2 separate regions of the Homo sapiens genome follow, and region 2 is linked to region 1. Evidence: chromatin contacts called from ENCODE Hi-C or POLR2A ChIA-PET data. All regions are on one chromosome and are shown on one strand. The core of a region is the stretch at or near the end of the contact, and the rest is flanking DNA. Distances in the headings are between cores, read along the strand shown.

Evidence for each region. A loop is a pair of places that touch in the nucleus more often than their neighbours do. ChIA-PET counts read pairs that join two places held with the same protein, here RNA polymerase II (POLR2A). Pooled maps may share reads with other maps.
Region 2: a loop to region 1 is called in a map of chondrocyte, with 8 times the contacts of the local background. The contact joins the promoter of PPP1R11 here to the promoter of H4C1 in region 1. A Hi-C loop is called at or near these places in 1 of 168 maps with a recorded cell type or tissue (chondrocyte) and 6 of 50 pooled maps. POLR2A ChIA-PET finds 5 or more read pairs at or near these places in 2 of 52 experiments (IMR-90 and activated T-cell).

The regions. Positions count from the first base shown.
Region 1 is chr6:26,020,398-26,023,097 of GRCh38, forward strand. It overlaps H4C1 (H4 clustered histone 1), which reads left to right and starts at 1,252. Exons shown (of 1, transcript NM_003538.4): 1 at 1,252-1,653. The coding sequence starts at 1,282. The coding sequence ends at 1,593. It overlaps H3C1 (H3 clustered histone 1), which reads left to right and starts at 54. Exons shown (of 1, transcript NM_003529.3): 1 at 54-561. The coding sequence starts at 93. The coding sequence ends at 503. RefSeq lists enhancers at 1-382, 383-1,199, 717-816, 847-896, 1,200-2,015 and 2 more.
Region 2 is chr6:30,065,759-30,068,458 of GRCh38, forward strand. It overlaps PPP1R11 (protein phosphatase 1 regulatory inhibitor subunit 11), which reads left to right and starts at 1,440. Exons shown (of 3, transcript NM_021959.3): 1 at 1,440-1,721. The coding sequence starts at 1,653.

The DNA of each region.
Region 1 (2,700 bases), core at 2-2,501:
ATCCAATCACTGCACTTTACACACTATAAATAGAGCAGCTCATGGGCGTATTTGCGCTAGTGTTGGGTGTTCCGCTGTGCTGTTTTTCCGTCATGGCTCGCACTAAGCAAACTGCTCGGAAGTCTACTGGTGGCAAGGCGCCACGCAAACAGTTGGCCACTAAGGCAGCCCGCAAAAGCGCTCCGGCCACCGGCGGCGTGAAAAAGCCCCACCGCTACCGGCCGGGCACCGTGGCTCTGCGCGAGATCCGCCGTTATCAGAAGTCCACTGAACTGCTTATTCGTAAACTACCTTTCCAGCGCCTGGTGCGCGAGATTGCGCAGGACTTTAAAACAGACCTGCGTTTCCAGAGCTCCGCTGTGATGGCTCTGCAGGAGGCGTGCGAGGCCTACTTGGTAGGGCTATTTGAGGACACTAACCTGTGCGCCATCCACGCCAAGCGCGTCACTATCATGCCCAAGGACATCCAGCTCGCCCGCCGCATCCGCGGAGAGAGGGCGTGATTACTGTGGTCTCTCTGACGGTCCAAGCAAAGGCTCTTTTCAGAGCCACCACCTTTTCAAGTAAAGTAGCTGTAAGAAACCAATTTAAGACAAAAGGGAATGCATTGGGAGCACTTTTCGTTTTAATGCTACTGAAGGCTTCAAAACCAATCGATTTCGGCCGGTCGCGGTGACTCACGCCTGTAATTCAAGCACTTTGAGAGGCTGAGGCGGGCGGATTACCAGAAATCAGGAGTTCGGGATCAGCCTGGCCAACATGGCCGAATCCCGTCTCTACGAAAAATACAAAAACACGCCGGGCGCGACGGCGAGCGCTTGTAATCCCAGCTACACTCTGAAGGCTGAGGCAGGAGAAACACTTGAACCTGAGAGGCAGAGGTTTCAGTGAATCGAGATGGCTCTAATGTACTCCAGTCTGGGCGACAGAGAGATTCGGTTAAAAAAAAAGTTCGACTTAAAATAATTCTGGAGTCAGAATGGGTTTACATTTAATTCTTAACCCAGTTCCTCAAAGCCTGTAGCTCTGTTAAGAAAATAAAGGCCATTGGTCAAGCCTGCTTGGTCCCACCCTCATCTCCCCACCCTCCCCCAATCGCTGCTCCCGCCATTTCCTGGGGCTTGGAGGAGGGGTTAAAGGAGCGGACTGTAGGCGTCACATTTCCCGCCTGCGCGCTTTTCAGTCTCAGTGTCCGCTGGAGGTGGGGGCAGGGGTAACGTAGATATATAAAGATCGGTTTCCTATTCTCTCACTTGCTCTTGGTTCACTTCTTGGGAAGTCATGTCTGGACGTGGTAAGGGCGGGAAGGGTTTGGGTAAGGGGGGTGCCAAGCGCCACCGCAAGGTGTTGCGTGACAACATCCAGGGCATCACCAAGCCGGCCATCCGGCGTCTGGCCCGGCGTGGCGGTGTGAAGCGGATCTCTGGTCTGATCTACGAGGAGACTCGCGGGGTGCTCAAGGTGTTTTTGGAGAACGTGATCCGTGACGCTGTCACCTATACGGAGCACGCCAAGCGCAAGACAGTCACTGCCATGGACGTGGTCTACGCGCTTAAGCGCCAGGGACGCACCCTTTATGGCTTTGGCGGTTAAGGTTGCTGATTTCTCCACAGCTTGCATTTCTGAACCAAAGGCCCTTTTCAGGGCCGCCCAACTAAACAAAAGAAGAGCTGTATCCATTAAGTCAAGAAGCTCAATGTGTAATTAAGATGAATGATACTGAGCTGACATCCTAAAAAGGAAAGATTAGGGGAACTCCAAGTTTGCCCTCCACTCACTACATATGGGTAGGGGAGCAACGATATTCCAACTCTGAAGAAAGAGTGGAAAAAAAGTAGTGTTAAAAATTTGTATTAGTTTCCAAGGGACAAAGAAGCGCTGCCCAATCAATGAGGGCCATTCGTAGCTGTCAACCAATCAGAACTGATGAGCTAATATTTCCTGAGGCAAGCCAGGGAGCCGGAGGGGAAGCTAAGAAGCTTATTGAGAAAAAACAAAAACCCTGTTTTAGGAAAAAAAAAAACCATCTTTTAGCGATTATGAAATAAAATCACAGAGACATTTAAGTATCCCTCAATCATGTACTGAGAGCAATACTAAATTTATCGCCACCAATACAGTTTTACTCTATTAAAAAGACCCTGAAAATTGAAACCCTATTCAGACTCCTGGAATACCCAGGACACTAAATTCAGGGGAGATTAAAATCTGTTTTAGAGAGAAAAGGCACCTTTTTCAGTGTTACCGCGGCCTTCAGCAGTTAACCTTTTTTTTTCCCCCTTTACGCAGAAATGGAAATTTGGGTGATAGAAATATTCCGAAATTAAATTGTGATGATGGTTGTACAACTAAGAAAACACGGTAAAATTCATTGAACTGTACCTAAAGTGGGCAAATTTTGTGGTACATTAAATATCAATAAAGCTGATTATATACATACACATATATTTTTATATATGCAGAGAGAGAAATGATGCAAGCAGGGTGGTAGGACATGAGGTTGGTAGCATAGGCAATGTTGGTCTGTGAAGGGCCACCTGTGCTAAACCTGGAAGCCTGGGGTTTGTCCAGTCAAGCCATGGTAGCCATAGTTTTAAAGGATGTTCCTGATGCAGTTATGTGTTCCAGTTAAGTACATCTAGCTTCAGAACTCAGCTGGAAAAGGGATGTGAACTTCAGGTTAGCTGATAGGGAAATATC
Region 2 (2,700 bases), core at 190-2,689, 4.0 Mb after region 1:
CTGTATATCTGTGCTTGTGTATATGTATGTGGCTCTGTATATGTGTGTTGCTATATATGTGTTTGGTTTTTTTAATGGACTAGACATGCTGAACTATATCTTGCTTTTTTCTGTTTGAACTAAAAACTTTCAAGGGGAACAAATGCATACTCAGGTCCCGCATTCCTTGGCTCAAATAGTGATCAAGGGGTTACTGTAATAATTATCATATAATTGTGTGGCCCTTTATATATATTCAGAGCTCTCAAACATAGCTATCTTGTTTGACCCCCACAGCAACCTGGAGAATGGGCAGGGCAGTCTTCCCCACTGTACGTTTGAACTGTTCTGGCAGTTGACTTTCCTGACCCACTCCTGAAATCTGAAACAAACCTGTTCATGTTTCTACCCTACTTTAAGCCTTTCTCTGGCCCATAACAGTGATTGGATTAAGCTTAATTTCTTAGCAAAGCATACAGGTTCTTCCATATAACCACTGCCTACCTGTCAAGCTTCATCTGGCACTCCCTCAGATCCAAGCGGTACAAAACTCCATTTCCTGTAGTGCACACATCTACAACTTTTTAAGCTGCTCTTCTAAAAAAACCTACTTGTCGGCCTTCCTGGTTCTTGTTTTACCACTTTCTTTTGCTCTCTAAGAAACGTGCATATATTTTTATAAAATAGCCTATACTGTAATTTACGACCATTTCTCTGCTTCATCCTACTCATCACCCCAGAGAGAACGAATATGTTGGCAGTATGTAACTACATTCAGATTTACAAATCAGACATGGCATTTGTTAATGCCCCAGTGTTTCATATTTTTGTTAGTTTTCAGCATGCCTGTCTTTCCTACTAGAGCTAAAAGGCAGGGTCTGAGCGTCTTACGCGCCTCCATCTTCAAGGCGTAGCACAGTGACTGAAAAAAACTGACGTTGAACGTGCACTAAACTGAACTGCTCAAACACCTACAGGCACAGGGCGAGGGGTAGAACCACATCGCTTGACTCTTAAGTGTGTTTCCAACTGCTCCCACTTCCCGTTTTCTTTAGAGAAACCCAGACCAAACAAGGAAAGGGAAATAGGCCACGGTAGGGTCATTACTATTGCTCCTTAAGCTTCCTCGCCGGTCCACCTACCCAGACAAGGCAAACGGAAATCTGCAGCAGGACTCAGCTTGGTGCACACAACTCCGCCCTCGCCACACCCACTCTGCAGCGTCTGGCCCGGCAATACCCATCTGGGCGCCCCTCCTGCTTCCTCTAGGCTGTGAGTACGCGTGCTGCCCCAGACTCTCCCTCCTCCACCCACACCCGCAGTGACACCCCTTCCGCCAAATTTGTTTCTCTTTCTTTCAGCGCCTGCGCGCTGTCACGTTACGGCGGAACTAATCCAGCGACGCCTGCGCTTTGACGCATTTGGTGCCGTGGAAGGGAAAAAGGGGGACTGCAGTATGCGTCACACCCGGAAGCGGCGAGCCGGAAGTGGGGTTAGCCAGGTTATCCCCAGGGGTGGAGAAGCGGAGGCCCAGGAGGAGGGGGAATAAAGAAGGTGGAGGATCCTGGCTACCACTCTGAATCCGATACCGCTTCTCTTAGACCTCAGCGACAGAAAAAGGGAAGGGTGTCTCATCCCCCTTCCTCCTCTCCTCCCTGTCCTGAGCCTTAGCCATGGCCGAGGCAGGGGCTGGGCTGAGCGAGACCGTCACTGAGACAACGGTTACCGTGACAACCGAGCCCGTGAGAAAGGCGGGGGGGCGGTGCTGTTTAGGGGTCTGGGAGATACTGGGAGGGAGGGGACAGGGATTAGAAGAGTTGTTGGAGGAGCTAGGCCTAGGGATATGGGAGGTGTGGGGTTGAATATCTAGGGCTGGGAGAATCGGAAGGTATTGGAGCTATTTGGAGTGGCAGAGATGGTGCAGGAGGCAGGTCAAGGAACTTGTAATAGGGAGGTACAGTTAGGATATAGGTGTTGCTGCTTGGGGTGGTTATGTGTGTAAGTAATAAACGAAAGGGAAATTGAGGATTAAGGAGCCAGGAAGATGTTGGGAGGAAATCAAAGGTAGTGTAAGAAAGCATGGTTGGAGGCCAACTTATCAATATTATCAATATTGATATTCGAATAAATATTTATTGAATGGATGAATGTAAAAGGAAGTGGCAGGAATGAGGAAACAAGAAAAGGAGATGAAAAGAGGTATTTTGAGAAATCAGAGAGCAAAGATGTAAATGGAGAAACAAGAAGTATTTATCCAAAAACATGTTAAGTTGCCTTCAAAGGGAGAAGGTTGCATTGGGCTTAATACTCTTGGATTAAAGGAAGTTTAGTAATTAATAGATTAGTAATACTTGCTACTAGAGATGCCAGGATGCCAGAGAATAGGTGGATAAGAGGTAGGGAGGGCTGGAGCTTGAGAATGAGAGAGGTTTTGTTTGTTTTTTTAAGAGAAAAAGAATAGGGGATCTGGAAAAAGGAAGGGAGATCAAAGATTAGGTGCTGGGGACTGAAAAATAATTTTCATGTATTAATACTACCAAGGATGATTTGGGGAGGAAGACGGAGAAACAGCAAGGATTATATTTTCCTTTGAAGAGTTGCTGGGACCTTTCCTAGGTTAGGAATTGTGTCTTCTCTTATACTGGTGGTATAAGAACAGGAAATAATACTTATTCCTCAAGGGACTATCTGAGGTAAAAGACCTGTTCTGTTTTATCTTCT